2 separate regions of the Mus musculus genome follow, and region 1 is linked to region 2. The links are chromatin loops, found by intact Hi-C in ENCODE. Cell type or tissue: heart. All regions are shown on one strand. Each heading gives the region's core, and the rest is flanking DNA. Links, peaks and the distances in the headings are about the cores only. Region 1 holds the start of Stom (stomatin). Region 2 holds the start of Rab14 (RAB14, member RAS oncogene family).

Region 1 (8,337 bases), core at 91-8,090, 130 kb before region 2:
GTAGCCCTGGCTGTCCTGGAACTCACTCTGTAGACCAGGCTGGCCTCGAACTCAGAAATCTGCCTGCCTCTGCCTCCCGAGTGCTGGAGAGATGGCTCAGCTGTTAATGGCTAGGCTCACAACCCAAAATATAAAATTTTCATCAAAATTATGAAAGGATCTGAAGAGATGGCTCAGCAGTTAAAGGTGTTTATGGTTCACATGCTGGTTTATAACCATCTATAACTCCAGTTCCCAAACATCGCATCTTCTCCTGAACTCTACAGTGGGATACAGACATGCATGGAAAGCAAAACACTCATATAACCTCTAAAAATCCTTATGATCGTTTGATTAATGGTGATAAAACTGCAGGCAAATTTCCTTTCTACTGACCCGGAACTCCACTTTTTAAAAACAATCTGTCCGCATGAGTATAGGAGTGCGTGTATGCGCAAGGGTGTGGACCTTTGTGTGCATGGAGATCAGATTTCTCAGAGCCAGATGCCAGACTCATTGTATGGGCGTTAGTGACACCAGATAGCAGATAGATTCTTTTTCTCTGTTATTAAGGAATTAAAAAGACAGGGAAATGGCTCAGCGTGAAACAAAAACTTACCTCAGACTCCAGAGGCTCCAGAGCCGAGAACCACTGACGCTCAGAGGTTTTTATGTGGGTTCAAGTATTATCTTTTTGATGACACTCGTGTTCTATGGGACTTACAGTGCTTGTGTGCCTCTTTTGGTGTAGTAATTTGATCGCCTGCTTCTGTCTATGAACATCTATCTCCCTTCCAACTGTCTTTCCCTCTGCTTCAGAGGTCCACAGTACCACTGGGATCCAAACTTCTCTTTATGATTAGGGAGCAAGCCATCTCTCCAGTCCTCTTTTAAAAAATTCTAACTTCTTGAAAATTCAAAAGGAGGTGTGTGTGTGTGTGTGTGTGTATGTGTGTGTGTGTATGTGTGTGTGTATGTGTGTGTGTGTGTGTGCACACGCGCGTGTATTACCTGCATGCACTTAAGCGCATACCATGTGTGCCTGGCTTTCACAGAGGCCTGAAGAAAGCAAGTGAATCTGTGGAGTGGATGATCCAGGTGATTGTAAACTGCCCGCTGTGGGTGCTGGGAACTGAACCCAGGTCCTCTGAGAGAACAGGAAGTACTCTTAACTACTGCGCCTCCTAAAATTATTTTTTAAAGAATATTTAGCCCAAACATTTACAGAGAATGTGTGTGAAAGTCAAAATTTGACAGTACTATGGGCAAGTGAAAGTCGAAATATTTAACTCAGAATTGGAAACTCTCATCTATTCCCTACAGTTTGTTCTTCATCTGGGGCCCAGAATTAATGCTGGAACTGATGCAATCTGGAGTGGGTGCCAGCAAATGTTTTGCAAACCCTCTGTCCCAAAGGGCAGCGGCTCACAAATGACGCTGGCTGAGATTGTCTTGAGAGTTCAGTTCAGGAGCACGAGCAGCACAGACAAATACACTTGGAAACACCGTTTTCCTTTCTAGTAAAAGAACAGTGAAACATAAATACTTTATTACAATAAGCAAGGATTAATTTCCTATTTGCACTGCTTCCCCGAGAGCCACAGCATATACAGGAAGTTCACACCCTGGGGTTTATTTATGGCAGAATGGGGAAAATGAAGCTGTGGACTTTGTCAAGGAAGATTCCGAGAGAACAGACCATTAAGCTACCATAGCCCCCGCCTTCTCTACGAGCAGCTTATCGATAAAAGGCTAACCATGTGATTACATGAGTTGGGACATCATCCCCAGGACTATAAATATTTGACCTATTTTATGGGAAGTCAATTTGAGAAAGCTGAATCACAAAGCTTAAAATTCTAGAACCTTCACCCTCAAGCAAAGGTCGACTTGATCCTTCCCACTGTCACTTTCCTGCTTTCTTCTGGACAATATCAGTGTTCCAGAGCTATAAAGTCAAGGGACAGCATTTCATGAGAGGGAACCACCACAAGGCATCTGGAATTACACAGCAAATACTGTGTGTGTGTGTGTGTGTGTGTCAGAGAGAGAGAGAGAGAGAGAGAGAGAGAGAGAGAGAGAGAGAATGTTTCCAAGAGGGAGCTCTCAGCAGTGATGAACTAGCTCTGTATCTTTATAACTGTGTTTATAAGAATGTATATACATGTGATAAAATGGCATATTTGAATACTTATTCTGTCAGGGCCAATTTCCTATTTTGAGACTGCACATAAAACAGATTTAACTATAGGAGTAACATGAATAGAGGGTCCTTGTGACCACTATAATGTCTTTTCAGCTTTCTGTGATTCTATGTTTATTCAAAATAAAATGCCTTTTAAAAGTTTATTTTGTGTACCTTAATATTTCCCTGAACAGTTTGCATTGGGACAGTCCAGGGAGAAAAACAAAAACAAAAACAAACAAACAAAAAAAAAAACCAGCAGTGATTTTTCAAACATGAGGTTTTCAGTTACAAACTGCAAGGGAGGCAACTTGAGACTGGGAGGGTTCTGGCAAGTGCTTCCTCCAGAGCCTGGACACTGTAAAATGTAATTTTAGAATCCAGGCCCGACCTTTCACCTCTCATGAATAAGTCTGCCCCCATTCCAAGGTTGGCTCTTTCAGGGGACATTTTTCACGGGCCACATCCTTATTTATAGAAAGAAGCCTTTCGGTTTTGATTAATCAAATGGGCTCCGTGCTGTTGCTTTCGAAACACCCTTAGCTTGTTTGTTTGTGGTATAATACAAACTTCACGAGGGCTGGCACTGTGTCCACCTCTGCCCACTGCATCAACTGGGAGGCCCTCGCCTGCTAGAGGCCAAGCGCTCCGTAAGTTAATTTTGTCTGAAAAAAGTAATGTACCGCCTGGAAATTGGTCTTCTTTGGGGCAAGAGCATTGACGCGAACTCCTTCCTCTCACTGCCTACCCGATGTACCAGGCTATACTCAGCACCCTCAGCACGCCCCTCAATCTGCAAGACCCCCACTACAAGAGGACGCCTTCCCCCTCACTAATGCCTGGAATCACAGGATGCCTTGCACCGCTCCTCAGCCCCGCCCTGTTCTCACAGCTTCTCCTCGGATCAACCCACTGGAAGCTGGAGCGAGACTCTGGCAGGGCCTTAAGCATTCTGGCCTCACTGTCTTACCCTCCTAGTATCTGCCTGCCAACACCCCCTTCAGGCCACGCCCCCTCCGGTCACGCACTCTGAGGGCGGGAGAGGCGTGTCTTCTCCTCCATTCCCGGGCACCTATTGGGCGGGCCGCCAGCTGGGGGCGGGACTGCACCAGAGCTTGAGCCCCTTCGTTGCTAACGGCTCTCAGTAAAGCTCCGGCTTTGGGAACTGACGAGTTTTTGAGCGACTCTGACTCCAGCACTATGTCTGACAAACGGCAGTCCAGCCATGTCCAGTCTCAGCGGATCCCTGAGTCCTTCAGAGGTGAGTCTCTCGTCCCCCGCACAGCCTCTTCAAGCCCCCCTCTGGGTCCCGAGACCCACCGCCTGCAGTGAGAACCCCCGCAGACCGCCGGCGTGCCTCCACTGCACTGTGTGCGCTTCGCAGAGCCGTCGTCTTCTTCATTCCTGGGTTCTCGGGCTGATACATGATGATTTGGGGGTGCTGGGGTGCAGCCTGCATGGCAGTCAAGAGGGCGCACTCGCGCGGCAGGGGCGTGTATCCATTGCTCGGCACCCTAGCAGGCAAGAACTGGCTTATCCTTTGGGTCCTAGATGCCAGGTGCCTATCACCAGCGCTTCTTTATCTCGGGCGGTGCACGCAGACCAGGACAGACCCTGGCAGCCAGGAGTGGTAGAGGCGCCTCTTCTGCAGCTTCAGCCTCCTCTGCTCATTCTTGTTTCTTTTCTGCCCCAGCGCCTGGGAGGGGAAGCAAGCAGTCCCAACAAGTAGCCTTCAGCAATCCCTACGTGATCCACAGTCCTCTGAACCAGGGAAGAACTCCCACCCTCTTCCTGCCGTCCCCAGCTTCGGGAAACTAATCAATTTCCTAGTAAAGGGCTAGGCTTCAACCTATGACACAGTAGGCGGTATAGGCAGAAGAAAGGAGGTCTCCCTGGCTTTCCTTCCAGTTCCATTGTCTGTCCCATACTGTGTCCACTTTTGTCTTAGAGATCTCTCCTTCCAGGTAAATAGCTCACCACTCTTCTGGAGCCTTCCTAGTTTTGAAGGCAAGAACTGTTAGCAGGCCCTCAGGCTATCTTCTATAAAAAAATTAGAGCCCTTGAGCGAACTACCTCCTTGAGCCTTTAAATTGTATAACTCCTTGGGGTCAGGAGATGCCCAGTAAGAGAAAATAAACCTCGCAGGAGTCCTGCTATCCTCCTGGGAGCTTTACTAATCTAAAGGAATTATTTCTAAAGATGGAATTTCAGGGAGAATGACACGGTGGAAGAGATTTAGGAGGCTGAGTGGGCTTTTCCATCATCCTGCGGAGACAGCTGTCATCCATTCGGATTATTTGCAAAGCCAACCTGGCCTCCCATCTAACGCCCATCCCCCTGCCCAGAAGCATCTTTAACTCTTTCTCAGGCGAATCTTGAGGATCTCAGATGGCTCCAGAGTGTTGTAATAGGAAACCTACAGGATTCCATCCTCGGGATTATGCAGAAAAGCCTGTGTGTGTATCATTCTCCATACTTTAACCCTTCCCCCAACTGGGAGCATAGCAAAATTAAAGAGAGCCATAGCAAAACTGACCCTTAATAGGCTAAGCACTACCCTAAGTGTTTTATAATGTGATCTTATTGAGTCCTCACAACTGATACTTAGTGACTTAGTCACAAAGGCTTAAAATTCAAATGTAATTCTAAAATGTGAACAGGAGAAAAGTGCCAAGTCTGCCTCTTCAGTGCTGGTCTCTGGCTTTAGATCAAAGTGTGGGTGTGTTGGCGGTCTCCTTCACCTGTACTCAGACCACCGAAGTGGGGTTGGATTTGGAGCCCCACCCTAGGACCCCCCTGTGGGAAGTGGATTTGGAGCCCTGCCCTAGGAATGAACTCAATCTCTATTCCTAAAGATCATTATATTTTTCTTGCTCACAGACCAATTTGAGTTTTGGTTCTAGACCCCTTTTCTTGGTTCTACACTTGGCTGTTTTAGACAGAAATCTTGAGTTAGTGAAAATGATTGGGCTTTTTCTCAAGTATTATACAATTGAAATTTTGCTTGGCTTTGTCACTTTTTTATTTAAAAAGCTTTGCTTTTACTGTGTGTGTGTGTGTGTGTGTGTGTGTGTGTGTGTGTGTGTCCATCTTGTGGAGAGATCAGAAGACAACTTTTGAGCTTTTTCCTTCCAACAAGTGTGATCCAGGGATCAACTTCAGGCCATCCATGCTACAGCAAGCACCTTTGTGGGCTGGGGTAGCTCACCTGCCCACCTTTTAATCTTTGTTTTCTCACTGGTAAGCCTCAGAGATTTAACACTAGGAAGAAATCTATTACTATAACATACTAAACAGAACTTTTTAAATGTGCGTCATTTTGCCAAACATCTAATTGCAATCCTGGGACAAGGAAATGTCTTTATTCTCTGTCTTTCAGTAAAGAAACTGAGTCAGAGTGATAAAATTTCAGACAGCCTAAAAAATTGAGAACCAGGTTTCCAACCCAGGCTCTGACTTCCCGAGGGATGTTCCCAGTCCTGCAGCGATCCATAAAGGAGGTACCACAATAGAGGGTCTGGTCCAGCCTCAGGACTTCACTGAGGGTAAGAGGGAGTAAACAAAGGGAGCCTAAAGGATCAGTGTGACTCAGGACCTCCCAGAGAAAGCCACTCCAGAGGACTGCTTCTGATGGAAGCATGCAATTACACAGTGCCAACTCTGCCTCTTTGTGTCTTTGTGGAGAAGTGGTCCCCCGTAGATAAACATGGCCAAAGCTAGGACCAACCAAGGAAGTTAAGCTAGAGCAGTGGACAATAGTGCAGGTGGATGGCAGAGGAAAGTGTTGTTGTAAAGAAGAGCCTTGTCAACAAGATAGATCCCTGGGGAGGATCCCTTGGAAAGAAGCAGAACCATGGGACTGATATGTTTATTTCAGTTGCTACAGTTGATCAGAATGGTGGGACTTTAACTTCTTCAATAATTGACCTGATTAAACCACCAGTGGTGATAAATGAACTCAAACGGAAGACTAAGACTGCAGAAGCTATTGTTTATACAGTTTGTGATGAAATAGATTTCAGTGTCACTGAATAGCATATGCTTTACACTGTAAAAGACAGAGTGAATAACTATCTGGCCTGCTTTTAAAAATGTAAAATGTTGATAAAGTGATTCAGAGGTGACTAAACTAGGTAATGAGTTTTAAAGAGGGCACAGGCAGGCAATTTCCTGTAAACTGTTATGAGCACATAGCAGTATCTGCCTAGAATCCTGCATATACTTGTGTCTTGACTATTGTGTAATGTAACTGTCAGTTGGACCCATCTGTTACCCTTTCCTTTTTTGCCTCATTGTAAGAACTCAGGGTGAGCCAGGTGGTTGTGGCCTATGTCTTTAACCTCAGCATTTGGGAGGCAGAGGCAGGTGGATCTCTGTGAGTTCAAGGCTAGCCTGGTCTACAGAGTGAGTTCCAGAATAGCCAGAGCTACACAGAGAGCAGCTCAGTATGAGGCATATAGCAGATGAATAAATGTTTGCTGAAAGAAAAGGGAAATGGGAGTAAATCATCTTGTTAAACGTTGATAGTTTATTGTTTTTTGATTTTTAGGATGTGGCAATTCTTTTCCTTATGTATTCTTAAGTCTGCTTATTCAGGTGTGTATTAACAATAAAGGAACTATAATTGGCAAGGAAAGATAGTGTACCTTATGAAACCCGAGAGAAGTTAGAGAATCTAGAGGATACAAGTGTGCCTCAGTTCTCTGTAACACACTTGCACCTCCTTTTTCTTTTCTGTCTCTGCCTACACTCTGGGACTACCAAAGAAACCTGGACCTCAAGCTTGTGTTTGATATTTTAGTAGATGGAACCTTGGAGATATAACCAAGAAAATGCCTTCAATTATGAGACAATAAAAAGGATGCCCACTGAGGGAAGGTAGCATGGTCCAGGGAAGTGAGTGGCATTAGAATGGAAAGCCTGGGTTGTGGGCTCAGTACCATCACTCACTACCTGGGTCACTTAGGCAAGTTCCCGGACTTCCAGAGTCAGTCAATTGTAGGCATAACCTTACTGCCCTATCTCCCAATAAGATCTGTGTAGGAGGTACAGAGGGCTTTGTGCTCACAGATAAGCACCAGGGAACCAGGAATGTTAAACACATAGGGTTGGCTCTGCAGAGAGGGGGATGTTTTCTGCCCAGAACGCTGAGAGAAGAAATAGGTCAAAGCTTGGTGAACTTTGTCCTATCTTTATGGCCAAGGCCACGCCAGGTCCTCCCACAGACCGCCATCATGAGCTTATTTTTCTCAGTCAATTGACTGACCCCATCTTTATGGAAGATGTCACGTGTACTTCACAGAGAGTTTCCATGTAGCATGGCTTAAGCTTTACTGTGCACACAGGATTGAGTTCACTAGCATCAGAAAATTTTTTTCAGCAAATTGTGCTGTGGTTGAATATGCCTAAAATAAACTACTTGGGGTCAGACTCTCAAAGTTTGAGCCAACACTGACTACTGAGTTGTGTTAACCAAACTGTCTTCTTATCTCTCACACATCAACACTCTGCTGGCCCTGGGATCTCAGAGACCCCCACAGATATATGTGAATCTTCTTTTGAAATGTTGAGGTTTTTTTATGATATTACTTCATAGAGAAAAGAAAGAATGAAAAGATTAAAGATGACTAGACTTGCAGGGATATACCCACTTCCCATTCAGTTCACGTTCAGGAGAAAGTGGGAAAGACGAGAGTGACGGATTCCCTGACAGAGTTCACAACTCTTTACTGCCCCACGTGTGATCTGTTCTCCCCCCCTGAGATGGAATCCCCAAACACATTGTTAGCCTTGATATTTTCTCCATGGCATGCAGGTCCCAGAAGACAGTTTACCCAATAAAACCACTTATTCCTTATGTGGTGGTGTGAATAGGCTCAGTGTTTGAAGGCTTGACCCATAGGGAGTGGCAGTTAGGAACTGTGGCCTTGTTGGAGGAATCTGTCACTCGGGGTGGGGGGATTTGAGGTCTCAGAAGCTCAGGACAGTCTTTTTCTGCTTCCTTTGGATCAAGATGTAGAACTCTAGCAACCATGTCTGCCTGGATACCATCACCATGAGGATAATAGACTAAACTTCTGAACTGTAATCTTGCCCCAATTAAATATTTTCCTTTATAGGAGTTGCTGTGGTCATGGTGCCTCTTCACAGCAGTAGTACCCTAACTAAGACAC
Region 2 (8,337 bases), core at 146-8,145:
TTTGGTTTAATAAGCACGGTAGATCTGAAAATGACTCTAATTTTTTTATGTTCTGAAATAAGATAAAGAATAAAATAATATTTTTTTTAGAAAAGAAAATATATAAAGTACATAAAGAACAGTGAGACAAGACCAGGTGGTCATGGCAATGATTCAGTACTGAGGGGGTCCGCAATGCCTCCCCTGGGAGCTGGTGACCCCCGAGTAGCTGCTGTATTGTCCAGATGACTGCCGGTCCCAGTGTTTTGGCCTCAGCTTTCTGATAACACCCCATTGAGGGACTGGGAAGTGAGGGAGGAGAGCTGAAAGCAGTTTAAATTGTTCTCCCTCCATACTTTGCTCTCCCCCTCCACAAGCCCCTGCTAGGCTGACTCCCTCCCTCCACCAGTGCAGGCAGCAATTGGGCAGAATGGATCAGTTAAATCTGCTGCCTGAACTGATATCCAGTCTCCCCTTGCTACAGGCATACTTGGTCTTCCTTGATGAATTAGAGCTCCTCTCAACTCTAGAAGGGGATATGAGACTCTATGCAGAGAGTGGAAGGAGAGCCCCTCCCCACTGCATTTTCCATGGAGACCGATGTCCCTGTCATCTCTCCAGCCCATCTTTCCACTGAGTAGTGCTGAGGGTATGTGTCTGTGCGTAGCATCTATGAATGGGGGAAAGGATTGAAAAGCAGTGGAGTGGAGGTGGGAGCTTCCTGGAACAAGATCCACACCTTGAATAATAGGTGTTCAAATCCCTTGCTAGAAGGTCCATAGTTCCAGCCACTCATGGCCCTTTGCATGTAAAATATGGACTCTTTGGAGACTTTTGTTTTTAGGTTGGCCACAGGAGGAGTTCAAAGACAACAGAAAAGATGCTTCCCGATGTCTATTACATAAGTGAGTCACCTTTTTAAAGAGCTGCATAATATTCTACAATGCGGATGTGCTGTAAGTTACTGTAACAGCTATCTATTTTCGTCTCTAGTCCTTTGCTATTACAGTGCCCCTATAAATATTGTGTGTATATCTTCCAACATACAAACAGTGTTTTAATAGAGTTAGCTGGAAGTGCTGACAGATGTTCAGCAAGACAGCTCTTAATGATACAGCATTCAGTTACATTGGGCTTAACTTTAGAAATTCTAGGATCGGTTACAGAAATAACTTTATAATGATTAATGATTATAACTATATAATAACTTTATAATTTCCTTGCTTAGCATGAGTGGCAGTCTTCATTTGCAACAATGTTTCTGTTCAATACTACTTCAAAATGATCCAGTAAGCTGCAGTCCAGATCTCCAAGTGCAGCTAAGGAAGAGTAGCAGGGTAGAGCTCAGAGCAGGAACTCTGGAGTCCTGTCCTGCCAGGCTCCTGACTCAGCACTGCCAATTTTTACCTATAGGACAACTTTTACCTTTAGGCCTATATGACATTACTCCTTTTCATCTGTAAAATGGATGGATACAGTGATGAATTCATAGAGTTGTCTTAGAATGGGACCAGAGAGATGGCTCAAAGGTTAAGAGCATGTATTCTTGCAGAAGACCTATTCCATTCCCAGAATGTACATAGTGGCTTGTAACCATCTATAACTCCAACCATTCCAGGGAGTCTGGTGCCTCTTACTTCTGTGGACACCAGGCATGCGCACGGTGCATAGGCATACAGGCAAATCATTCATACACTTACAATTAAAAATTAAAAAGGCTTATAGAAACTAGGTAAGAAAATGACTTTTGGATAGTTCTTGGTGTGTAATAATTGTTCAGTAACACCAGAAGGTTTCACTTCAGGTAACAAACAGACAGAAACTTTCTGGTTAGGTACAAATTCATCCCTGAGCAAACAGTGACAACTGATGCTCAGTTTTCTCCTTTAGTTACCAAGACAGTATCAAAGCAAAAAAAAAATTTTTATTCTTTGCCATGTTTAAGAAGGAATTCACATCCTGGTACATACAAGTGTTCTACAACTGCCTAGAAATTTCCTTGATTTAAAAAATGTCAAAATATGTACATAAGTATAAAAAAATGTATAAATGTCTTAGTCATTGCCAGTTGCTGTGAAGAGACCTCAGGACCAAGGCAACTTGTAGAAAAGGAAGCATTTAATTGAGGTTTCCTTACAGTTTTAGAGGCTTAGTCTATTATCATCACGGCAGGGAATATGGTGGCATCTAGGCATGTGTGAGAGCAGTACCTGAGAGCTGCATCTCACTCCTTAGGCACAGAGAGGGGTGGGGGACTGGGCTAACATTTTGAAATCTCAAAATGCACCCCTAGTGAGTGACACACTTCTTCCACAAGGTTCCAACAGGGCCACAGCTCTTAATCCCTTTAAACAGTTCACTCCCTGGTGACTCAGCATTCAAATCTATGAGCCTGTGGGAGCCATTCTTACTCAAACCACTACTTTTCACTCCCTGCCCCCATAGGTTTGTAGCCATGTCATAATGCAAAAATACATTCAGTCCAATTTCAAAAGTCCCTGTAGTATATAACAGTATCAACACTGTTTAAAAGTCCAAAGTCTCTACTGAGACTGATGGCCATCTCTTAACTGTAATCTCCTGAAAAATCAAAAATAAAAAGCAGGTCACATACTTCCAATATACGATGGCACAGAAGATACCATTCCCAGAAGAGAAAAGGAAGCATAGTGAAGACATACTGGACCAAAGCAAGACTGAAAATCAGCAGGGCAAACTCTAAATTCTGCATCAGATGTGTGATATCAAAGCGCTCTCCACATCTCCAACCCCCTTTAGCTTTGTTGGCTGAAACAGACTTCTTTCTTGGGATGGTTCCACATTTAGTCGGCAGCTTTCCTTGTCAGCTCTCCTACAACTCTGGCATCGCAAACATCTTGGGGTCTCCAAGGCAATCCAGGCTTCACCTTCACAGATCCATGCAGTGGTCTTTCTAGATCTCCATGTAGAGGACAACGCTGACTCATTCCTGGCTTCAGTGGCTTTCCTTAGCCATGGAGAGAGATTCCACAGTCCATATCTGGTATCCTTGACTCTAAAGTCAGAACCATGTGCCTGAAGCTGCCATGATCTTCTCTTTGCTGGGGCTGGAACATGGCCCCTTGTTCAAATACATTTTCACCACCTTTCTGCTTTCTATGGTTTCTTTAATTGCTTAAAAATTTCCTTAATCCCTTTTGACAAACTGGCAGCTTAGTTGAGTGGGGTCCTCCCCTGAGGCCACCACTGCCTTTATTCCATTTAGCATCAGGCTTTTCTTTTAAACTTTTTCCAGAGCCCAAGACTCTTAGCTCCATTATACTTTCTAGTGCTATAACTGTGCATTCTGTATTTCTCTCTGCCCAACTTGCTTCTTTTCATTGTAGATCTAAATAAAAGTGACCACTAGTGACACAGTCAACACTAGGCTATCTTGAAATCTCCTCTTCCAAGGCCATTAATTCATTAATTCTTCAATTTATCCTCCAGGAATTTTTAGGACAAAGTGGCCATATTCTTTGTCAAAATATCACAAGGATGGCCTCTAGGCCACTCATTATTCCCCTCTGAAATATCTTGAGTAGGTTCCTATTCAAATTGCCCTCGGCACTGTCTTCCATGTTCCTACCAGGATGGCATATTAAGCCCCACTTAAAATCTCCAATGCTTTTTCTAGTCCAAAGTCCCAGTTGTTTCCATATTCCTCCAACAAATGGAATGGTCATGACTGTCACACAACACCCCAGTCCATGGCACCAATTTCTATCTTATATATGTCATATGGGGCCCATTCTTATTTAAACCACCACAATGAATTAAACCACTGACCTCCAGGACTGGAAGAGAGTACCTTATGCTTATCAAATAATAATAGTCCCCATTCAAGGTATTATATGCCAGGAATTTTGTATGCATTGTCTATTTAATTTTAACAAGAAAGATAGGAATTAGATATCACATCCTTACTTTGGAGAAAAGTCTGAGGACCTGAGAAAGTAAATGACATGTATAAAACTGTTGTCTGTATCATGTATTTATCAAAACAAGAGATTTTCAAACTGCTATGTATTTTTCTAATGACATCTCACTTTCCTAAGGCAGAACCAGTTTACAACGAAAGGTTTTAAACGCTTAGAATTGCGACTTTTCTTTGGGGGTTCTGGAAAGGGCCATTTTATCCACTAGGCATGGTAGGGATAATGGTTACAGTCCATAGTCCCTTCAGAGACACACAAGATATGTACCAAATCCTTTAAAATCATGGGGGGAAACCTGGGTGTGATGGTGCATGTCTTTAACCATAACACGGGAATACAGAGACTGGCAAATCTCTGCAAGTTAGAGGCCACCCTGATTCACATAGTGAGTTCCAGGGGAACCAGAAGTACATACTGAAATCCTGTATTGAACCCCACTCCACTCCTCAAAAAAAATCAGGAGAAAAAAGGTCAACTTCTATGCTGAAAAAAAAAATTGCTTTGCTTTGCGTTATTAACATATCCATCCTTGTGGCAATGTAATTGTAAAATATAAATTAAACGTAAATGTAAGATAAATAACGTAAATGTCAAATAAATAATAAGATAAAAAAAGGAAATGTAAGATAAACGTAAATGTAAGATAAGTAAATCCACATCCAGGTTCTACAAGGCAAAAAGACGAAAGACCAAGAAAGTGAAACTGTTGCTTTCACCAAGGTGTCTTGGGAAGGTGGGAGTGGGAAGTGTCTTGGGAAGGTGGGAGTAAAAATGTCAAGTTTCCCTCTTCCTGTTGCTGGTGTCCGCAAAGCAAGGTTAAGCTAGACAAAGATGAAACACAAGAAAGGGCCACCTCCTAGCTACATGATTATACAAATGGGTTGGTCAATGTGAACCACCCTTTTGCCTCTGATGGCACGAGAAGCGTCTCTGGGTGTTGGCCAGCCTTGTTCCTACTAGTCTCCAATTGGTCTGTAAATGTTGAATAAATGCAGTAAATACGTGTGTGTTCCAGAAGCCGGTATACAGAGGCGGCCCAGTGATAAGCAGTTACGCGTATTAAAAATAGTTAGGTCTCTAACGGCGACAATTCTGGACAGACACTGTCAACCCTTAGAAAACAGCGTGCGAACCTGCGCAGTAACTCCGCCGGGAGGCGTGGCACACGACTACGCTTGCGCAGGCTCCTTTCCCCGCCTCCTTCAGGCGTGAGGACCAGTGGGGGCGGGCCGAGGCCGAGGCGGGTCTACTCCGGAGGGGCGAACTGACGAAGGGGCGTGGCCGTCAGGTTAGTCTCCACCACCCTCTTCCGGGCTCCGCTGGCTGCGCGCGCATCCTCCCCCCTTCTTTTGTGGTCCGGCCCATTGCGAGGGTGACAGGAAACCCTGTGCAGGGAGCGCCGCCATCTTGGGCCAGCCCGAGGAAGATCCTGAGGGAGCCGCAGGAGCAGCCGCCGCCGCCACCGCGACTGCCACCCGAGTGTCTGCAACCTCCGGCCAGCCCGCCTACCTGCCAGGGCCTCGGCTGACGGATTCCGGCCTCCCTCCCGCCGCGTCCGCCCTCCGCTTCCTCGTCCTGACGTCCCCCTCCCGTCCGGAAAGCTGCCCAGCCACCAGCAACCCCCCAGGTAACCAAGGCCTTCCGCAGGGGCCGCCGGAGCCAGCCTCCCAGCCCGGCCCTTCCAAGGGGCGGAGGCGAGCCGAGAGGTAGGCGGGCGGCGTCCCGGGCTGGGCCCCGCAGGCCGCGGCCAGCCCGGGGGTCGGCGGAGGGCGCCGGCCTGACAGGACTCCGCGGGGCGAGCTGTCGCCCGCGCCGTCCCGGGCGGCTCGCGCTCCCTGCCCGCAGCCGGGCTCCGAGGCGTGCAGGGAGGGTGTGTTCCCACCTCATCCGTCCGACCTGCGGGGCACAGCCGCGGCCTCCGCAGGCCCGAGTCTCGCCGCCTTTGCCCGCGGCTGTAGAACACCCCCGCAGTGTTGCCCCACGCGTGGCGCGCCGGCCTGCCACCCACGAGCCCCCAGCCGTGGCAGTCCCACCCTACAGGGCCTCAACAAAAGGCAGCGCTTCGGCGTCTCGGGCTGGCTCCCGTGTCCTTGTAAGCCACCGCTCTGTCGTCCCGGCTGAGGATTGGGCGTGTGGGACTGTGCGCGAGGTTCTCCGAATCCCTGTAAAGTCCCTGGCCAGCCTGCACTGGTTGGAACCTAGACAGCATCTAGAAAGAACGAAGGGAAAAAGTTTGGGCATCTCGAGAATTTGAGAAAAGACGATGGAACGGGAACGCTAAAACTCCAGTGTGTGCCAGACACGGGTTTAGGTGTCTTCACACATAGCTTGCTTGCTTCGAGTGCCTTTTGAGAGTTTTCCGCATTTTTTTAATAAGGGGCGAGGGACGGACCGAAGCCAGAAGTTGTCCTGTAGCTGAGTAATGATGGAACACAAATGATGGCTTCTCCCTATCCTGGCTGGTATGTTTTGTACTACAGTACATTCCACGAGGGCTGAGATACACAATACTGGATCGGTTCAGAGAGGAGACAACTGAATTCCATTTTCTCTCCATTCACACTGGGTGAGAACTGATAAGACCCAAAATCTATCATGTCAGCTGCTACTCTGGCAAATGCTCCTTGGAGGAGAGGTGGTGGTAGCATGTCCTCCGTATTTGTGAAGAAAGCTATGTTCTTGGTGGCTGCACAGCCAAGTATGGAAATTCTTGGAAAGTTTACTGGTCATGACATGTTGTTTCAATTACCTTTTATGTAAATGTGATTGTTGAGTACAAATTTGACCCATTAATAATGCAGCTTCCTCTTTTCCCTTCCCTGCAGCAGGCGATTATCTCGGGAATTCAGTGTAACTAGGAAATGGCAGAACCCAAGGCACAAAACCTTAGCCTACACGCTTTCGTGCATGGTCAAGTAAAATCGCCCAAACCATACCTACATGTTAGTTACTGAATTGATCCTAACCAAGTTAGCTAACCTCCCAGACTCAGTGTCCTTATAAATTGTGCCCACATTTCAGGGTCATTTTAAGGATTAACTAGAATTAAAGAAAGCTCAGGTTTGACATGCAAGTTGCCTGTAGTTTTGCTAGCCATATAATGGGTGTTTAATATCTGTTGGACAAGTACTGTCGAAGTAGACTCTGGCTTAATCTTACCTGCCCATTTAGTAGTATATAACCATCAGTAAATCACTTCTGACCCGGTTTCCTAACTTGTAAAATGAATTTTTAGGGTTAGAAATTGTTTATAAAGTAGCTAGTTTATATTAGGGGCTCAGTAAGTGGAGTTATTGTAAAGGTGTAAAAACCTTAGATTATAATTGCTATTGAAAATTCCTTGGAATTAAGGCTTTTTAAAAAAATTTGCTTTATATTTTTCATGTTAAATTGTATATTTGTAAACTTAAGCTTTGCAACAGAGCTTGAAAATTTCTTGCAGCCAGGTTTTATAGGTCTTATTTGCATACTCTTAGCAAGACTTGTAAGATAAAAATGTTCAAACTATAGCTCTCGAGGTGTTTATGACATTAAAAACGTTAGCAATGTGGGCCTGGCAAGATGGCTCAGTAGGTAAAGTCTTTTGCTGCCACGCTGACAACCAGACTTAGATTCTGGAACCCACCCAGAAGGAGGAGAGAAAGGATTCATGCTAGTTATTCTCTCTAATATCTACATGTGTGCCACATGTGCACACATACAGTCATACACAAGTATTTTAAAAGTATGCAGGAGACAAATTATTATTAATATTAAGTTATACTATATTTCAAACTTTTTAAAGTTTGCAAAATAAAGCATCAGTATAGTGAGCATTAATACTGTATTACTGATCAGTGTCTGCAGTGAACAGTCTTGGTCTATCTCTACACTGCTCCTACCAAACTCACCTGGGTCTGAGACAAGTCATTAGTAAGCTTTTACTAATTCTTTCAAGTGCAGGTACCATTGTTTTGTTGTTGTTGTTGTTAAATACTTTTATGGAAATCAGAAAACAGATTTGGGAGTACTTCATTTCTTATTCATAGCACACTATCATTAGTGGGAAGGTTTTGTCTTTCTCTGTGGACATTGTTAAGCAGTCTGGTATTTTAAATTTTTTATTACATTAATTTACACAAAAGTGTAATCTTAAGTGAGTTATGAAAAGTTGGTTTCAGAAATGGGCAGGTTATTTTCCAAGGTTGTATTTCTATTATGGAAAGAAAATTGACCATTTGGATTAGATTGATTATTCGATTAATTATAGAAGTTTCCTGTCCACCTGACTAACATGTGGCATAGAATTCCAGTTCAGGGGCCTCTAAGCAAGGATGCACCCATTCTTGAGTTCCATGAAGGTAGAGACAATGTTACTCCCTTTTTGATTATTGTTAAAACCTTTCAACATTGTTTGTGATTA

Evidence for each region. Peaks named below come from ENCODE experiments on the same cell type or tissue, not always from the same donor. Only the 100,000 strongest peaks of a DNase experiment are listed, where the experiment ranks them.
Region 1: it touches region 2 in a loop (2.6-fold over the local background); 5 of 42 quality-filtered maps call a loop at or near these places.

The regions. Positions count from the first base shown.
Region 1 is chr2:35,331,947-35,340,283 of GRCm38, reverse strand. Stom (stomatin) reads left to right here and starts at 3,275. Exons shown (of 7, transcript NM_013515.2): 1 at 3,275-3,425. The coding sequence starts at 3,365. In heart, for the core only: no CTCF peak of the experiment used is centred there; DNase peaks (open chromatin) are centred at 1,413, 2,553 and 3,183; H3K4me3 peaks cover 1,877 bases; H3K27ac peaks cover 2,203 bases.
Region 2 is chr2:35,197,985-35,206,321 of GRCm38, reverse strand. It overlaps Rab14 (RAB14, member RAS oncogene family), which reads left to right and starts at 5,202. Exons shown (of 8, transcript NM_026697.4): 1 at 5,202-5,562. In heart, for the core only: a CTCF peak has its summit at 5,105; a DNase peak (open chromatin) is centred at 5,251; H3K4me3 peaks cover 3,114 bases; H3K27ac peaks cover 2,073 bases.